Linked DNA regions of Homo sapiens: region 1 is linked to region 2. A link is an interaction called in ENCODE POLR2A ChIA-PET data of the cell type or tissue named here. Cell type or tissue: PC-9. All regions are shown on one strand. Links, peaks and the distances in the headings refer to the core of each region. The heading gives the core; the rest is flanking DNA.

What was found. Peaks named below come from ENCODE experiments on the same cell type or tissue, not always from the same donor. Only the 100,000 strongest peaks of a DNase experiment are listed, where the experiment ranks them.
Region 1: POLR2A ChIA-PET joins it to region 2 with 9 read pairs; 4 of 35 experiments call an interaction of 5 or more read pairs at or near these places.

Annotation. Positions count from the first base shown.
Region 1 is chr3:100,711,661-100,720,002 of GRCh38, reverse strand. TFG (trafficking from ER to golgi regulator) reads right to left here. Exons shown (of 8, transcript NM_006070.6): 2 at 6,134-6,360; 3 at 1-28. The coding sequence starts at 6,317. Among named protein-coding and RNA genes, the nearest start is that of TFG, 6.3 kb to the right of the region's middle. In PC-9, for the core only: no CTCF peak of the experiment used is centred there; no DNase peak of the experiment used is centred there; H3K4me3 peaks cover 273 bases; H3K27ac peaks cover 386 bases.
Region 2 is chr3:100,383,782-100,392,123 of GRCh38, reverse strand. It overlaps TOMM70 (translocase of outer mitochondrial membrane 70), which reads left to right. Exons shown (of 12, transcript NM_014820.5): 2 at 5,146-5,319; 3 at 5,780-5,906; 4 at 7,536-7,645. Among named protein-coding and RNA genes, the nearest start is that of TOMM70, 13 kb to the left of the region's middle. In PC-9, for the core only: no CTCF peak of the experiment used is centred there; no DNase peak of the experiment used is centred there; H3K27ac peaks cover 531 bases.

The DNA of each region.
Region 1 (8,342 bases), core at 73-8,072, 330 kb before region 2:
CTATCAAAAATTGTTATAAGATCTCCATCTGGAATTTAAAAAAAAAAAAGGTTGTTTTTTAATTTTTTAAATTTTCAGATTTGTATAAGCAGTAAACTAGTAAAAATTAAAAATCCAAAATGTAGATTGTAGAACATAGTTGGACTCTCCCATAGAAACCTTAAACTTTAAAGGTCTAGCAAAAATGCATTTGTTCAAAAATATACTAAATCAATTTTGCTTATTACTCTTATGGCAAGGTATTTACACATATCCACATGAAAAAATACAGCTAAAGTGAATCCATTAAGTGCCTTAATATTTATTAGTCACTAGTAAGAGATTCATAGAGAGCAATATCATAAATTGTTGGTTTAGACTGAAATCTTTTCATTCCAAAAAATTTACATCTTTTACCAAGAAATAAAAAAGTTTCCCAAAGTTCAAATCTTAATCATAGGTAGAGTAAAACACTACTGTTGCAAAACTGCTTTAATGAATGGATAGACAGTAAATTCTTTCAGGTCACTGACCATTTTGATATTAAGATGAAAACAATCAACTCTCCCCAGAAAAATATTTATATATTCAAAACAGTGTGTATTTATGACCGTGAAATCCCCCAGATCTCAGGGATAAAGAATGCTATAATTGGCATACCAACTGTGTGTCTCAAAAGCTTTCAAAGGGCTAAGGGAAAAATACATTCTCTAAAGAAAGCAAGAACAGAAAAGCAGCCAGAGACAAGGAGTTCATCAGGGACCTCTGCAGGGTGTCTTCACAAACAGTTGGGTGGGGAGGAGTTCTGTCCTGGGGAGGCCACAAGACTACTTCTGGGATGCTCTGCTGCACCTACTTTAACACTAATTAGTTGGATTTATTTTGGGCAAAGATGACAAAACTGAGAATTTTATAACTGTTTTTAGCTCCTTATAGCCAGACCCACTTCCCATAACATACTTGTTTAATGTTCAATTTTCATAAACACATTTTTTAAAGAAAATAAAGTATGTATGTAAAAGAAGAAAACTTCCTGTTCTTTTTTTCTTTTCTGAATCCTACAACAGAAACAGAGTATCTCTGATGGCAGGAACTTTACCTAAGCCATCCCTCCACTCTACTAACAGAATCTAACGGACACAAATCAAAACAATCAAAAACTTTTTGGCCAAGTGCGGTGGCTCACACCTGTAATCCCAGCAGTTTGGGAGGCTGAGGTGGGCGGATCACCTGAGGTCAGGAGTTCGAGACCAGCCTGGCCAACATGGAGAAACTCCGTCTCTACTAAAAATACAAAAATCAGCCGAGTGTGGTGGTGTGTGCCTATAATTCCAGCTACTTGGGAGGCCGAGGCAGGAGAATCACTTGAACCTGGGATGTGGAGGCTGCAGTGAGCCAAGATCACCCCACTGTACTCCAGCCTAAACGACAAAGCAAGACTTTGTCTCAAAAAAAAAAAAAAAAAAAAAAAAAACCATGAAATACAAAGTTGTAACTAAATGTGGAAGACAAACTACAACGAGGACACCTCAAGCTAAGGGTCCATGAACTGTGACCAACGGACAAAATCCCTGTGTTGTTATAGGTCTGTGAATGAAAAATGGTTTTTACATTGTAAAAAAAAGATGAGACAGAGGCCTTATGTGACCCACAAAGCTACAATATTTATTCTCTCTGATCTATTAAAGAAAATGTTTGCTGACCTTTGCCCTAAACAGTAGTTAAGAGAAAGCCAGTCAATGAGGTCAGTTTGAGATAAAGGCAAAGCATCTTCAAGTGGGAAAAAAGGCAGTTAAAGGCCAGGCACACTGGCTCATGCCTGTAATCTCAGTACTTTGGCAGGCCAAGGCAGGAGGATCGCTTGAGCCCAGGAGTTCAGGACCAGCCTGGGCAACACAGTGAGACCCCCATTTTGATAAACATTAAGAATAAGAAGCTGAGTGCAGTGGCACATGCCTGCAGTCCCAGCTACACGGGAGGCTGAGTTGCAAGGACTGCTTGAGCCCAGGAGTTCAAGGCTTCAATGAGCCATGATCACACCACTGCGCTCCAGCTTGGGAGACAGAGCAAGACCCTGTCTCAAGACAAAAAAATAAAAAATAAAAAAAAGACAGTTAAGCAAGTACTAGCCAGAGCAATTATGCAAGAGAAAAAAATAAAAGGTATCCAAATTGGGAAGGAAGCAAACTGTCCCTGTTTGCAGATGACATAATCTTATATAAACAAAAACCTAAAAACTCTACCAAAACCCTTAGAACCAATAAATGAATTCAATAAAGCTGCCAGAAACAAAATAAGTACACAAAAATAAGTAGTGTTTCTATACACATACAATAAAAAATAAAAAATGCAATCCCATTAACCACAGCTACAAAAATTTTTTTAAATATCTAGGAAGCAGTTTAACCAAGAAGATGAAAAACCTCTACAAAAAAAAAAAAAAACACTGATGAAAGAAACCAAAGAGCATACATATGTAATGACATCCCATGCTTATATAAGAACAAATATTGTTAAAATGACAAAATTACTCAAAGCAATTTACAGATTCAATTCAATCCCTATCAAACTACCAATAAAATTATTCATAAAAATTTAAAAACAAACCATAAAATTTGTACAGAACTACATACAACCCCAGACAGTCAAAGCAATACTGAGCAAAGAACAAAGCTGAAGGTGTCACACTTACTGACCTCAAAATATACTACAAAGCTGTAATAAGCATGGACTGGCACAAAAACGGACCCACAGACCAACAGAACTGACATAAAAACAGACCCATTGACCAAGAGAACAAACACATAGATCAATAGAACACATAGAACAAAAGAACATAATCCATGTTATCTATAGCCAACTGACTTTTGACAAGACCACTCATTAGGAAAAGGATAACCTCTTTAATAGGTCGGGAAAAGATTTCATGAATAAGACCTCAAAAGTGCAGTCAATAAAAGCAAAAATAAATATGATTATCTCAAACTGGAAAACTTTTCTGCACAGCAAAGGAAACAATCAAGAGTGAAAAGAGAACTTACAGAATGGGAGGAAATACAACTACTCATCTGGCAGAGGATGAATATTCAGAATATAGAAGGAACTCAAACATCTCAACAGCTAAAAAACAATCAATCCGATTTTAAAATCGGCAAATGATCTGAACAGACATTTCTCAAAAAAAGACATAGAAATGGTCAATAAATATATGAAAAAATGCTCAAAATCACAAATCATCAGGGAAATGCACACATATCAGGAAAATGAAGACCACAACAAGGTTCACCCCAGTTAGGATGGTTATTATCAAAAAGATAAATAACAAATGCTGGCAAGAATGAAGAGAAAAGGGAACTCTTACACATTATTGGTAGGAATGTCAACAGTACAGCCACTAGGGAGAACAGTATGAAGGTTCCTCAAAAAACTATAAATCGAACTAACACACAATTCAGCGATGCCACTACTGAATATTTAACTAAAGGAAAGGAAACCAGTATATTGAAGAGAAATCTGCACTCACATTTTACTGCAGCACTATTCACAATAGTCAAGATATGGAATCAACCTAAGTGTCTAACAACAGATTAACTGATAAAGAAAATATGGTATATATACACAATGGAATACAATTCAGCCATAAAAAAGAATGAAGTCCTGTCATTCACAGCAACATGGATGGAACTGGAAGACATTAAGTTAAAAAGATACCACATGCTCTCTCTCATATGTGGAAGCTAAAAAAAGTTGATCTTATACAAGTAAAAAGCAGAACAGATGACAGTAGAGGCTGCAAAGGGTAGGGGAAAAGAGGGATAGGGAGAGATTTATTAAAAGACACAAAAGTACAACTAGATAGAAGTAGTTCCAGTGTTCTATAGCACTATAGGATGACTACAGTTAACAATAACATATTATATAATTTCAAATAGCTAGAAGGAGAATATTGAATGTTTCTAACCCAAAGAAATAAATATTTGAGGTGATGGATATGCGAATTACCCTGATCTAATCCCATTATATGTAATGAAACATTACTATGTACCCCATAAATATGTACAATTATTATTTGTCAATTAAAACAAAATTTAAAAAAAAAAGTACTCTTGGGACTTTGCTAAAAAAAAAAAAAAGTTAAAAATCTGAATTGTAGGCTGGGCATGGTGGCTTATGCCTTTGGGAGGCCGGGTTGGCAGTATTGCCTGGGGACAGGAGTTAAAGGTTATGATGAGCTATAATCATGCCACTGCACTGTAGCCTGGATGAGAGTGAGACCCTGTCTCAAAAAAAAAAAAAATTCACTGATCAAATTAAGACACACATTTCAAAGTCACAGAGGTGCAAATCAATGTATGATAAGCATAAGAAAACAGGAAAAAAGTACTATCCTTTATTGTTTCTTAACATGGGCAACTCTCAAAAATTTGTTTTGGGTATTCTTAGACTACACATCACAAAAACAAAGGAGAATTATACCTTTAGCTAGATGGTCAATTTAACTGATCACCAGTGATTTACACTTCTCCTCCACAGTATAAGTTGTGCTAAGTGGCTGCTCAGCCAGGGACTATACTTCCCAACCCATTTGCATCTTAGCAAAGCCATGTAACTGGGTACTGACCAATGTCATAAGGGCAGAAATGACATACAACACCATCAGGCCTAGTGAGTAAAATCTCCCATATGATTCTTCATACTCTGTCTTCACTCATCTGCTTGCCAATGTCAATGCCTATGGTGAGCTTATAAGCCATGTGTTGAAGGTAACAGCTTCTTTCAACCTGGATCCCTGAAAGATTTCTCAACTATTAAACCACTCAGATTTTAAGATTTCTATTATATCTGCTGGCATTACTTTAAGCCCAACCCTAACACAGACAGAGAAAAAACTGTTAGTGATAAGAAAACTAGGTTAAGCAGTGTCAGAGATGTTAAGAGGTAAAAGTATTTAAAAACAAGGATGGTGTGGGTAGCAGTGCTAAACAGTGAGGTCAAGATTAAATACACTGCAAGTAAGTTCCACAGTAAAAAACACTGGTAACCACCTAAAGAGAAAATTTCAGCAGAGATATTAACAAAGAAGGCAGGTTGAAGAATAGGAAATACAGTCTACTACTATAATTCTACTCAGTGTGTTTGCCGAAACATTTTTCATTCAAAACCTATTTCCATAAAGATAATTTTGTCAACAAATGAGTCTGGGAACACTGCATACTACTAACTTCTGAAAATGTATATAAGCATATTACATAATCTGAAAACTCCTACAATAAAGAAACACTTTTGTCTTTGTTTAAACCAGCTTTCCCTTACTTAGTTGACCATAAAATCCTTTTTCATTCAATACATACTAAAACCTTTCATTTCGGGAAATAAGAATAGAAAAAAAATTTTTTTAAGCTAAAAGAAACCAGAATTATATGGACAAAAGGAGAAAATAATGCTTGTAAAAAAAATGTATGTGAAAATGTTCTAACACTTAAAATTCCCTTCTAATAAACCAATTAGCTATTTTTTTTTTTTTGAGACGGAGTCTTGCTGTGTCACCCAGGCTGGAGTGCAGTGGCACGATCTTGGCTCAATGTAAGCTCCACCTCCCGGGTTCAAGTAATTCTCTGCCTCATCCTCCCGAGTAGTTGGGATTACAGGCGCACACCACCACGCCCAGCTAATTTTTGGTATTTTTAGTAGAGACAGGGTTTCGCCATGTTGGCCAGGCTGATCTTGAACTCCTGACCTCAAATGATCCGCCTACCTCGGTCTCCCAAAGTGCTGGGATTACAGGCATGAGCTGCTGCGCCCGGCCCCACTTAGCTAATTTTAACTGATGAGAGAATTATAGTAACTATAGGAACATCACATTCAATACAAGAAAGTGAGGTCTCAACTACCGTGAAGAGAGGATGGGAAAGAGTCCAATAAAAATGGGCAAAATAACACATACAATACTTAAGACTTTAAGGTCAGGCATGGCAGTTCATGCCTGTAATCCCAGCACTTTGGGAGGCCGAGGCAGGATTGCTTGAGCCCAGGAGTTTGAGGTGACACTGAGCTATGATCACACCACTGTACTCCAGCCTGGGCAACAGAGGCTCTGTCTTTTTTTTTTTTTTTTTAAAAAGACTTTAAAAAATAGCTTTAAAAACACTCTTACCTTCATCTTTATACTTTATTGTTACTTCATCATTACTCAGAAGTTTTCCTCTGAAAACTCGTTGCATCATTAGCACTAATTCATCATAAGTAATATCTTCATTATGAATAGGAATTCGCCGAATATCCTCCCCAAGTTGAGCTTTGATGATTAGCTTCCCACTTAGATCCAACTGTCCGTTCATGGTGGACTCCAGGATGTTCTATATATACAACTCTAGAGAAAGACTGATAAAAGTGGTTTTGATAATTAAACAACAAAACATACCGTAAAAGTTGAGAGCAAAGCTACTATTAGATGCTAAGAAACTCTAGCCTCCAAAAGATTCATTATCCCCATGTTACCATATTTATGTTAAAATGGTCTGGAGGCAACATTATTTTACTGTAGGGATAATAAAATAAGCTTTTATTTTACGTCTACTATTATTTTTTCTCATATTTAACTGTTCATCTGACATGACCATTTAGATTTTTCTTAATATATCTAAAAATAAATTCCTGATCTTCCACCTAAAACCTGCCTCTCCTAGAGGCTTCTTTATCTTCCTTCGAGTTGTATAAGACAAAAAAATCTTGGTTGATCTCTCTCTCTCAAACCTTACATCCAAACTGCCAAGAAAATATGGTTGCCACTGCCTTTAAAATAACTCTGGGGTCCAACCACTTCAGCACCTTCACTGCTATCAACTTGATTCAAGCCACCATCATCACTTGCCTAAATGACTGGAAAAGACTCCTAACCAGTCTGCCTGCTTTTTACCTTTGCCCACTTTTAATCTAGTCTCAGAACACCAGAGTTAACACTGTTAAGTAAAACCTAGTATCATTCTGTTCAAAACCTTCCAATGCATTCTCATCCCAAAAAGCAAGACCTATAAAATCATCTGGCCTCCAGTCCCTGGCCAAGTATTTAACTTCATTTCCTACCTCTCTTCTTCACTCACCCCTGCTATTCCCATACTTCAAGTTTTCCCTTTGTCTTGACCCTTTCTGATACCCCTCATATGATTCAGATTCCTTATCAAGTGTTAACTGAGAGAGATCTTTCCTAACCATCTAATTTAAAATGGCTCCCCTGGCATTATCTTCTTATCCTGCTTTATTTTTCTTCAAAGCACTTAACACTACCAGACATTAAAAATTTATAACATTTTATTGTCTTTTCCACTTGATGGTAGGAAGTAAACGATTATGTTTTCCATATTCCCAGAGTCTACAACAGTGCCTAGCAGACAACAGTCATTCAACAGCTATTAAATAAAGGGAAAAATAATGGATTAATATCTCTTCTTCTCAAGGCCAAGATGTTCCTGAATGTTATCTATAATCGCTGAACATTTTCCAAGCATAACTCCTTCCTCCTCCTGCCCCAAGAAAATGATCTCTTGAGACTTTTCAAGGTATCCTACAAACTACTACTGGCCACATTCTAGTTTCAACTTCCCGCCTTACTACTAGCAGCTTTCTGCTTCCTCCTCTTAAATCTGTTATTTCATTAACACCACACTTCTCTGCAATTATTCTTTATTCTTTCGGGGTATGTGAAAGCACTCACCTACTCCCCCAACATATCAACCCTTCAAGTACTTCAAAAAAGTTTTCATGAATCCTATTATATGAATATTATATATTAATGCCCTACTATTCTTCATATAAATACGCTAGGTCCTTCCATCTAACTAGTCCTTAAATTAATATCTCTAGACCCCTCACCATGCTCTCAACAGATATTTTATTAATAAATCTTCAATGAAATGGGTCATTAAAACTAAATATAACACTCTAAGGTCAATGCAGAACAGAGTGAACTGCATTCCACTCTAGGGATGCCATGCTTATCTTAATGCAAAATAAGAATACAGTTAGCTTTTTATCTGCCAGTTCTCACAATGGACTTCTCGTGAAGACAGTGATTAACAGAAATCTCCACACAACCAACTCTTCGCCTTCTGCAATGCCTTCTGCAATGCTTTCGGTATTCAGGAACTACTTATTAAATACCTACTATGTGCCAACTCTAAAGTATAATTACTTCACCAAGATGGTAAATATTCCATCTTGCTTGCTCTGGCAGCCTAAGAGTAATAAAGACCTTTCAATAAATCAATGTATTTGTTACCTTCTCCTTCCTACAAGAAGTGTAAACCAGCAATAATGTAAAAGGAACCAGTGCTTAGCTTCAGTGAGCTGGTACTATCTATTCCCAG
Region 2 (8,342 bases), core at 234-8,233:
ACCTATGCTATATGGCATAACCTATTGATCCTAGGCTACAAACCTGTACTGCATTTTATTGTGCTGAATACTGTGGGCAACTGTAACACAGTGGTAAATATTTGGGTACCTAAACATAGAAAAGATCCAGTAAAAATACAGTATAAAAGATAAAAAATGGTACACCTGTTTAGAGCACTTAACATGGAGCTTGTCAGACTGGAAGCTGCTCTGGGTCAGTGGGTGAGTGAAAGTAAAGGCCTAGGACATTACTGAATGCTACTGTAGTATACTGTTTAAACACTATACCCCTTAGGCTACACTAAATTTATAACATACTTTTCTTCGATAATTAACCTTAGCTTACTGTATGTAACTTTTTAACTTTATGAACTTTTAAATTTTTTTAACTTTTTTTAGTAACATTTAGCTTAACGTACAGCTACTTGGAAGGCTAAGGTGGGAGGATTGCTTAATCTCAGGAATTCGATACCAGCCTGGACAAATAGGGAGACTTTGTCTCTTAAAAAATAAGTAACACTTAGCTTAAAACACAAGCACATTGTACAGCTTCACAAAAATATTTTCTTTATATCCCTACTCTATAAGCTTTGTCTTATTAAAAAAATTTTTTTTTTTAAACTTTTAAACTTCTTTGTTAAAAACTAAGACACAGATACATTAGCCTAGGCCTACACAAGGTCAGAATCATCAGTATCCCTGTCCTCCTCTACATCTTGTCCCACTGGAAGATCTTCAAGGGCATTAACATGCATGGATCTGTCATCTCTTATGATAAGAAGCCTTCTTCTAGAGTAGCTCTTGCCTTCAAGACCTGCCTTGAGGCTATTTTATAGTTAACTTTAAAAAAAAGTAGGAGTATACTAACATAACAAAAAGTATAGTATATGTATAGTAAACACATAAACCAGTAACACAGTTGTTTATTGTCATTCTCAAGTATATGTACTATACATTATTGTATTTGCTATACTTTTTTTTTTGAGACGGAGTCTTACTCTGTTGCCCAGGATGGAGTGCAGCGGTGCCATCTCGGCTCACTGCAAGCGCCGCCTCCCAGGTTCACACCATTCTCCTGCCTCAGCCTCCTGAGTAGCTGGGACTACAGGCGCCCACCACCACACCTGGCTAATTTTTTTTGTATTTTTAGTAGAGACGGGGTTTCACCGTGTTAGCCAGGATGGTCTTGATCTCCTGACCTCATGATCCACCCGCCTCAGCCTCCCAAAGTGCTGGAATTACAAGCGTGAGCCGCCGCACTCAGCCTGTTTTTTGTTTTTGTTTTTGTTTCTTTTGGGATGCAGTCTCCCTCTGTTTCCCAGGCTGGAGTGCAGTGGCGCAATCTTGGCTCACTACAACCTCTGCCTCCCAGGTTCGCGTGATTCTCCTGACTCAGCCTTCTGAGTAGCTGGGATTACAGGCGCTCGCCACCACACCTGGCTAATTGTTTTGTATTTTTAGTGGACATGGGGTTTCACCGTGTTGGTCAGGCTGGTTTCAAACTCCTGATCTCAAATGATCTACTGCCTTGGCCTCCCAAAGTGCTGGGATTACAGGCATGAGCCACTGCACCCGGCCCCAATATATGCTATACTTTTATACATCTAACAGCATAGTAGGTTTGTTTATACCGGCAGCACCACAGATACATGAGTAGTGCATTACAATGGCTGTGACATCACTAGGCAATAGGAATTTTTCAGCTCCATGATAATCTTATGGGACCACCATTGTATATTCAGTCTGTTATTGACTAAAACATTGTTATGTGGTGTATAACTGTACATTTTCATAATGGGATTTTAGTGTTTCTATCAGTAATAGTTCTTTTGCGAGATTGACGGTTGTTTGTTTCCTACACTAGTCTACAGTATGGTCCTTCAGGATAAAGACTACACTGTTGGTTATTGTATAGTAGAATCATATCAACTAAAATAAATTCAATTATACTTGCTTGGCAAAAAGAAAAAGATGTAATTATCCTGATGATTCTGTTTGTCTTTAACTTTAATGACCTTTTGTCTTGGAGCCAGTGGTGCATGAGACAATGATACTTGAGTTTGTTTCCTTTGTTTCTTTTTTTTTAGATGGAGTCACACTCTGTCTCCCAGGCTGGAGTGCAGTGGTGTGATCTCGGCTCACTGCAACCTCCGCCTCCTGAGTTCAGGTGATTCTTCTGCCTTAGCCTCCTGAGTAGCTGGGACTACAGGTGCCTGCCACCATCCTGGCTAATTTTTCTATTTTTGTAGAGACAGGGTTTCACCACGTTGGCCAGGCTGGTCTCGAACTCCTGACCTGAGGTAATCCACCCGCCTCAGCCTCCCAAAGTGCTGGGATTACAGGCGTGAGCCACTGCACCCAGCCAATTGAGTTTATTTTAAACCTTTATTAGATAAATGAAGATTCATGATTATTGTGCCTTTTTTACAGATTGAACCTTTTATCAGTAAAACTATCTGGACATCATGTGATGCTTTTGAATGGTATTTTGTCTATATTACCTTAATTTTTATTTTTTAGTATTCACCTTCCACAACTTTTTACATTCCTTTTTTAAAAAAAAATTGTTTGGCCTTAGTATGTCATTTGGTTTTACATCATGCCTTATAGGCAGCAGGTAGTTAGTTTTGGTTTTAAACAATTTGAAAGTCTTTCAATGCAGGGCTCTAAACTACTCACATTTATTTTTACTATTTACATGTTTAGCAATTACTGCCATATTTACTCTGCTTTTTTGTTTCTTATTTTTCCTTCCTTTCTGCTTTTTGTTGTATTGGTCATTTCCCTATTTGGGGGTTTATTTTTAGTGGTAAGGAAGCTGTACATTTCTATTTCTGTTCTTGTGTTCAACCTCAAATGCTAGTTTAGCTAGGTATAAGACTTTAGTTACAAAATAATCTTGCTTTAGAACTTTGAAATTGTTACTTAATTGGTTTTTAGTACCAAATGTTGGTGACAGTCTGGCACTGGATTGTTTTTCTTTTTAAATACTTTCAGGATTTTTGTTGTGAAATTTCACCATGATGTGTCTAAAAATGCATGTCATTTTTCTTCAACTCCGAGAATTTCTCCAATTCCTTAGATTTTTTTTTTCTATGCCTTTCCTTTTAGAACTCCACATAGGCAAATGATGGAACTTCTGGATTTATACTTCATGTCATTTAATTTCTCCAAACTTCCCACCTCCCTGTCCTCTGTTTCCATGGCATTCTGTCAGGTTTCCCCCATTCTCTACTTGTTAATTTGCTCCTCAGCTCGCTTCTTTAATATACAGCCAATCTGCTGAATTAATTGTAATAATCTTTTTTCATTTTTAAGATTTCTAATTAGTGCTCTTTAAAAGCAACCTCTTTTAATGATGGGAAGATAGCCTCTCATTTTTTTGAAACTAAATTTTTTGTTTGCTTGGTATATCCTGCTTTCTCAGATACTACTTTTATATTTGAGTTGGGGGCCTCTTTTTTTATGGGTTGTTTTTCCCTTTTGTTAGCAATTCTCGATTGTGTGGTCTCTTAAAAAACAGAGGCAAGGTATGGTATGCCCTGTCACTGTCATTTGTCTCTTTTAAGAGAGTCTGGTCTCAATGTCTCAATATGTTGTCCAGGCTAATCTCAAACTCCTGGGCTCAAGCAGTTCTGCCTCAGCATCCCAAGTATCTGAAACGATAGGTGTGTGCCATGGTACCTGGCCACTTGTCTCTCATATAGAAGATCCTCACTCCTGAATGACACAGCCCTACTCTAATGTGATTTCTGCTTCCTCCAGTGGAGTGGGAGGATTGTTGAGGTTGTCTCAAATGCAAGTTTTCTAGCAATCACCCTGACGATTGCCCCCCAGAGCCCACAACTACATAAGGGATTCCTAGTTTTGCTTTATTGTGGGTGTTTTGTGGGTGTTTCTCTGTCAGTCCTGTAGCAGTCTCTGTTAGTCCTGGCACATATTCATAGTCCTGAAACATATGTATCCTTGAAATTAAATTTATGTCTCAAAGCTTTTGGAACATAATTAAGTCTACTGACAAATGGAAGATTTTAAGTTCATCTATTAATTTATATGTGCTTGTCTTGGTTCCTTTCATCCTCCCACATCAGTTTTAAAATATACATTCTGGTTGACACTAGCTAGCTTAAAGTAGCTATATAATATTCTGATCTTAGATACTTAGAGCTTCCTAGAAATCCTTTGCGCACTTTAAATCCTTTAAAAACTTTAAAGTACTGCAGCCTTTTTGAAAAAGTCTGAGTGTTTTTGAAATTAAAAACATATAAGACTCCAGCCTGGGCAACATGGCAAAACCCCATCTCTACTAAAAATTAAAAAATTAGCCAGATGTGGTAGTGCACGCTGGTAGCCCTAGCTACTCGGGAGGCTGAGGCAGGAGAATCACTTGAACCTAGGAGGTGGAGGTTGCAGCAAGCCAAGATTGTGCCACTGCACTCCAGCCTGGGCGACAGACCCTGTCTCAAGAAAAAAAAAAAAAGTATATACGTGTGTGTGTGTGTGTGTGTGTGTGTGTGTGTGTGTCTGTGTCTGTGTCTGTGTCTTTTAGCTGGACGTGGTGGTGTGCACCTGTAATCCCATCTGCCTAGAACATGGAGGTAGGGGGATTGCTTGAGCTTGAGAGTAGCCTGGGCAGCATAGCAAGACACCTCTCATGCTTTTTTGGGGGGGCAGGCGGAGACAGAGTCCCAATCTCTCACCAAGGCTGGAGTACAGTGCTATGATCTCGGCTCACTGTAGCCTCCACCTCCTAGATTCAAGCAATTCTCATGCCTCAGCCACCCGGGTAGTCGGGACTGCAGGCGTGTGCCACCATACCCAGCTATTTTTTGTATTTTTAATAGAGACGGGGTTCCGACACGTTGCCCAGGCTGGTCTCAAACTCCTGGCCTCAAGTGATCCACCCGCCTCAGCCTCCCAAAGTGTTGAGATTATAGGCATGAGCTGCCATGCCTGGCCAAGATATGCTTTTTGACTCAACAATCCTACTAGTTAGAATCTATTCCATGAAGATATTTGTATGAAGCAACTTACATTGTAAACAGCCATTCTGTCTTCCTGTTTTTATCAATTTATTGTTTAATTACTGTGGTCTGAGTCTGTGAATGTTGATTAGTGTTTGATAATTGTTTCCTCTCATTTCAGAACTCTCTTGATAGAGCCCAAGCAGCCAAGAATAAAGGCAATAAATATTTTAAAGCAGGAAAATATGAACAAGCTATTCAGTGCTATACTGAGGCTATTAGCTTGTGCCCTACAGAGAAGAATGTTGACCTTTCTACATTTTATCAAAACAGAGCTGCTGCCTTTGAACAGTTGGTATGTACTCTAGGTTGTTTCTTCTGTTCCTTTTCTTTCTCTTTATTTGCTTAAAGTTTCAGTTAAAGCTACTCAAATAAACCTAATACATTTTTTGAAGTTGTTTCAAAATTATGGGATGTTGTTCTTATTTCCATTAATTGCAAAACTTTTTAAAGAACAAATTCTATAGTTTTGCTGACTACAGATATACTCCAAAGTTAAGTATATTTCACATTTTATAAAATTAGATAGTATAGAAAGTTTCTGGTGACCCTATTCTCCTCAACAGTTTGAGGCTATTTCTTTAACTTTTTGATATTTATATGAGCTTTTGTAATATATTGCAGATATTAACTCTTTGTATTAGGAATACTTTTTTATTCTAGGACTTTTAATACTCAACCTATCAAGTTTAAACTGATTTCTATTGAACAGTACTTTCTTTAGTGTGACTTTTTTTAAATACTTTCAATTACAGCAAAAATGGAAAGAAGTGGCACAAGACTGTACAAAAGCTGTTGAACTTAATCCCAAATATGTGAAAGCTCTCTTTAGACGTGCAAAAGCCCATGAGAAGCTAGACAATAAGAAGGAATGTTTAGAAGGTGAGGGTAATTTTGTGTTTACATATGAAAATTACTTAATATTTTGTAGTCATTGGTAAATGTATATGAAACTGCCTTGTGAGTGCAAGAATCAGTTGTTTTTAAAAGTTGGATTCCTTTGCACTTAAGATTGTGTCTTCTAGTTTAAAGTAAGATTGCTGATACTTAAGTATTGTCTCTGTTCTCAACTATGGAATTAAATGACTATTAAGATTAGGAGTTTATGTACTACACATTTTAAACTTAGCAGCTAATGAGCATTAGTATAATTCTCTGAATAAGGAAATCAGAAAAGAAGTTTTAGCAAGTGATAGTGTTTCTAAGGTTCTACATATTTCATTTAATATGTATAAATATAGCTTTGAGAGCTGTGTTTATAATATGTATAAACATAGCTTTGAGATGAATCATTAAAGAAAACATTGTTTTGTGCCCTTGGTATTTTCAAACATTATTTTATACCCAATTGGAAATTATTGTTTTATACCTAATTTACACCTAATTGGAAATGATGTAATTGGTACAAAGCATCAAAGTGAATTTGTCATTCTCATTAAATGCCATAAATATTCTGTGGTCTCTGATTGGCCATTTCTCTGCTTCCAAAGCTGCAATTAACAGTATACATCCAGCCTTTAAAGTACATTCTTCTAGGTGACATGAAGCAAAACCAAAGTATAATTTTCTACAATCTAAAAGTTCTTTCCACTTAATATATTTGTCTGCTTTAAAAGCATCAGTAAAAGGAAAAGGCCCCTTTCTGAAAAGAAAAGTGTAGATTACCAAATGAGGGTATTTTAGAGAACATTTTAGCAAAATTTGAGGTTTTGTGGTGGCACATACTTTGGTAGTGTGTGAAAAGACTGTTGTTTTAGAAAAGGGAATCCTGAGTTTTGAACCAGACCTTGAAGTTACTAACACAATAACTGGCAGAGAGGAGGTTGATCGAAGTGTCACGTAGAAGAAACAGGATGGGAAAAAAGACATTGACATTGGCGCTAGCCGTGGTTATCAGGGGAATATATCAGCAGATTGACTTGATTGGTGGAGCAAGGATGTGGAATTGCAAGAAATTTAATTCGGGAAGAGACGAGACGTCCATTGTTTGAGTGCTTTGAACGAAAGGCTGAGAGGTTAAGGAACCACTTACTTTTTAATTTCAAACCACTGCATGCATCTTGAGCTGTGACATAACCAGATGAAAATGGTATTGAGGCAGATTTATTTGAGAGCTCTGTGGCAAGATGGCTTTGGAGACAGGGAATAACTCTGAGGCCTATAAACAAACACCAGACATGAGAGAGCCACACTATGTTTATATGCCTTAGAGTTGCTAGCCAGAAGAGAATGTTAGAGTGGTGAGAAACATCAGAAATCATGCAGCATAGCCCCTTTCATTTCACAGTTAAGGAAAGCAAACCCCAGAGAAGTGGAGTGACTTTCTGAGCTTTCAGTTTGGTCATAGAGAATATAAAATTAGGTATTAAGAATCAGTTAATTGGAAATGAAACAGTCCCATTTGGCCATGAATTTAGTTTGGCTTTCTGTAGTTACATTGTACCCATTTGATGCTGCTGACCATCTTTGCAATAATTTTATATTTACCCTTGTGTTTTTCATCATTTCTAGATGTCACTGCTGTGTGTATATTAGAAGGGTTCCAAAATCAACAAAGCATGCTGTTAGCCGATAAAGTTCTTAAACTCCTTGGAAAAGAGAAAGCCAAAGAAAAATATAAGGTAAATTGATCTGATTTGGGGAATGGGGGAGTACTGTGTACATTGTGAAGGGTATTTTCTAATTTATGCTGCTTAAGCTTAGGCATAGTGGTAATGGCAACAACTGCAATTAGAACTGGGTTATATTTCTTCTTCCTGTTATCTTTGGCTTTTATGGCTTGTCCTTCTTCAGTAAGAATATATGCTCTGTCCATTACTCTACCTGGAGAATATTGGAATTCATCTGTGTTAGGGATTGCCACACTGTGGCCCATAGGCCAAATCCAGTCTGCTACCTGTTTTTATAAATAATGTTCAGTCACATGTTGTTTTCAGCTGCCTTTGAGATACAACAGCGGAGTTGAGTGGTTGTGACAAACTGTATAGACTCCAAAGCCTAAAATATTTACTATCTGGCCTTTCACAGAAAAATATTTTTCTATATTATTAAAGTTTTTAAAGGTATACTGAGTAAGTTGGCATTAGTTTTAGGCTATTATTAACAGGTAGTTTAATTCAACAATCATTTATTAAACAAAGCTACATGTTTGGCATTTTGGAGGGATGGGTTCAAAGACATGGCCCTTACCCTTATAGAATTAAAATTTAGTGAGAGAGACTGACTGTTACTGTGTATAAAAGGCATGCAGTAGTTAAGTGCCCAAGGTGAGATGTAAGTAAAGAGAGTACCATAGGCATCACTAAACATCACTGGAGA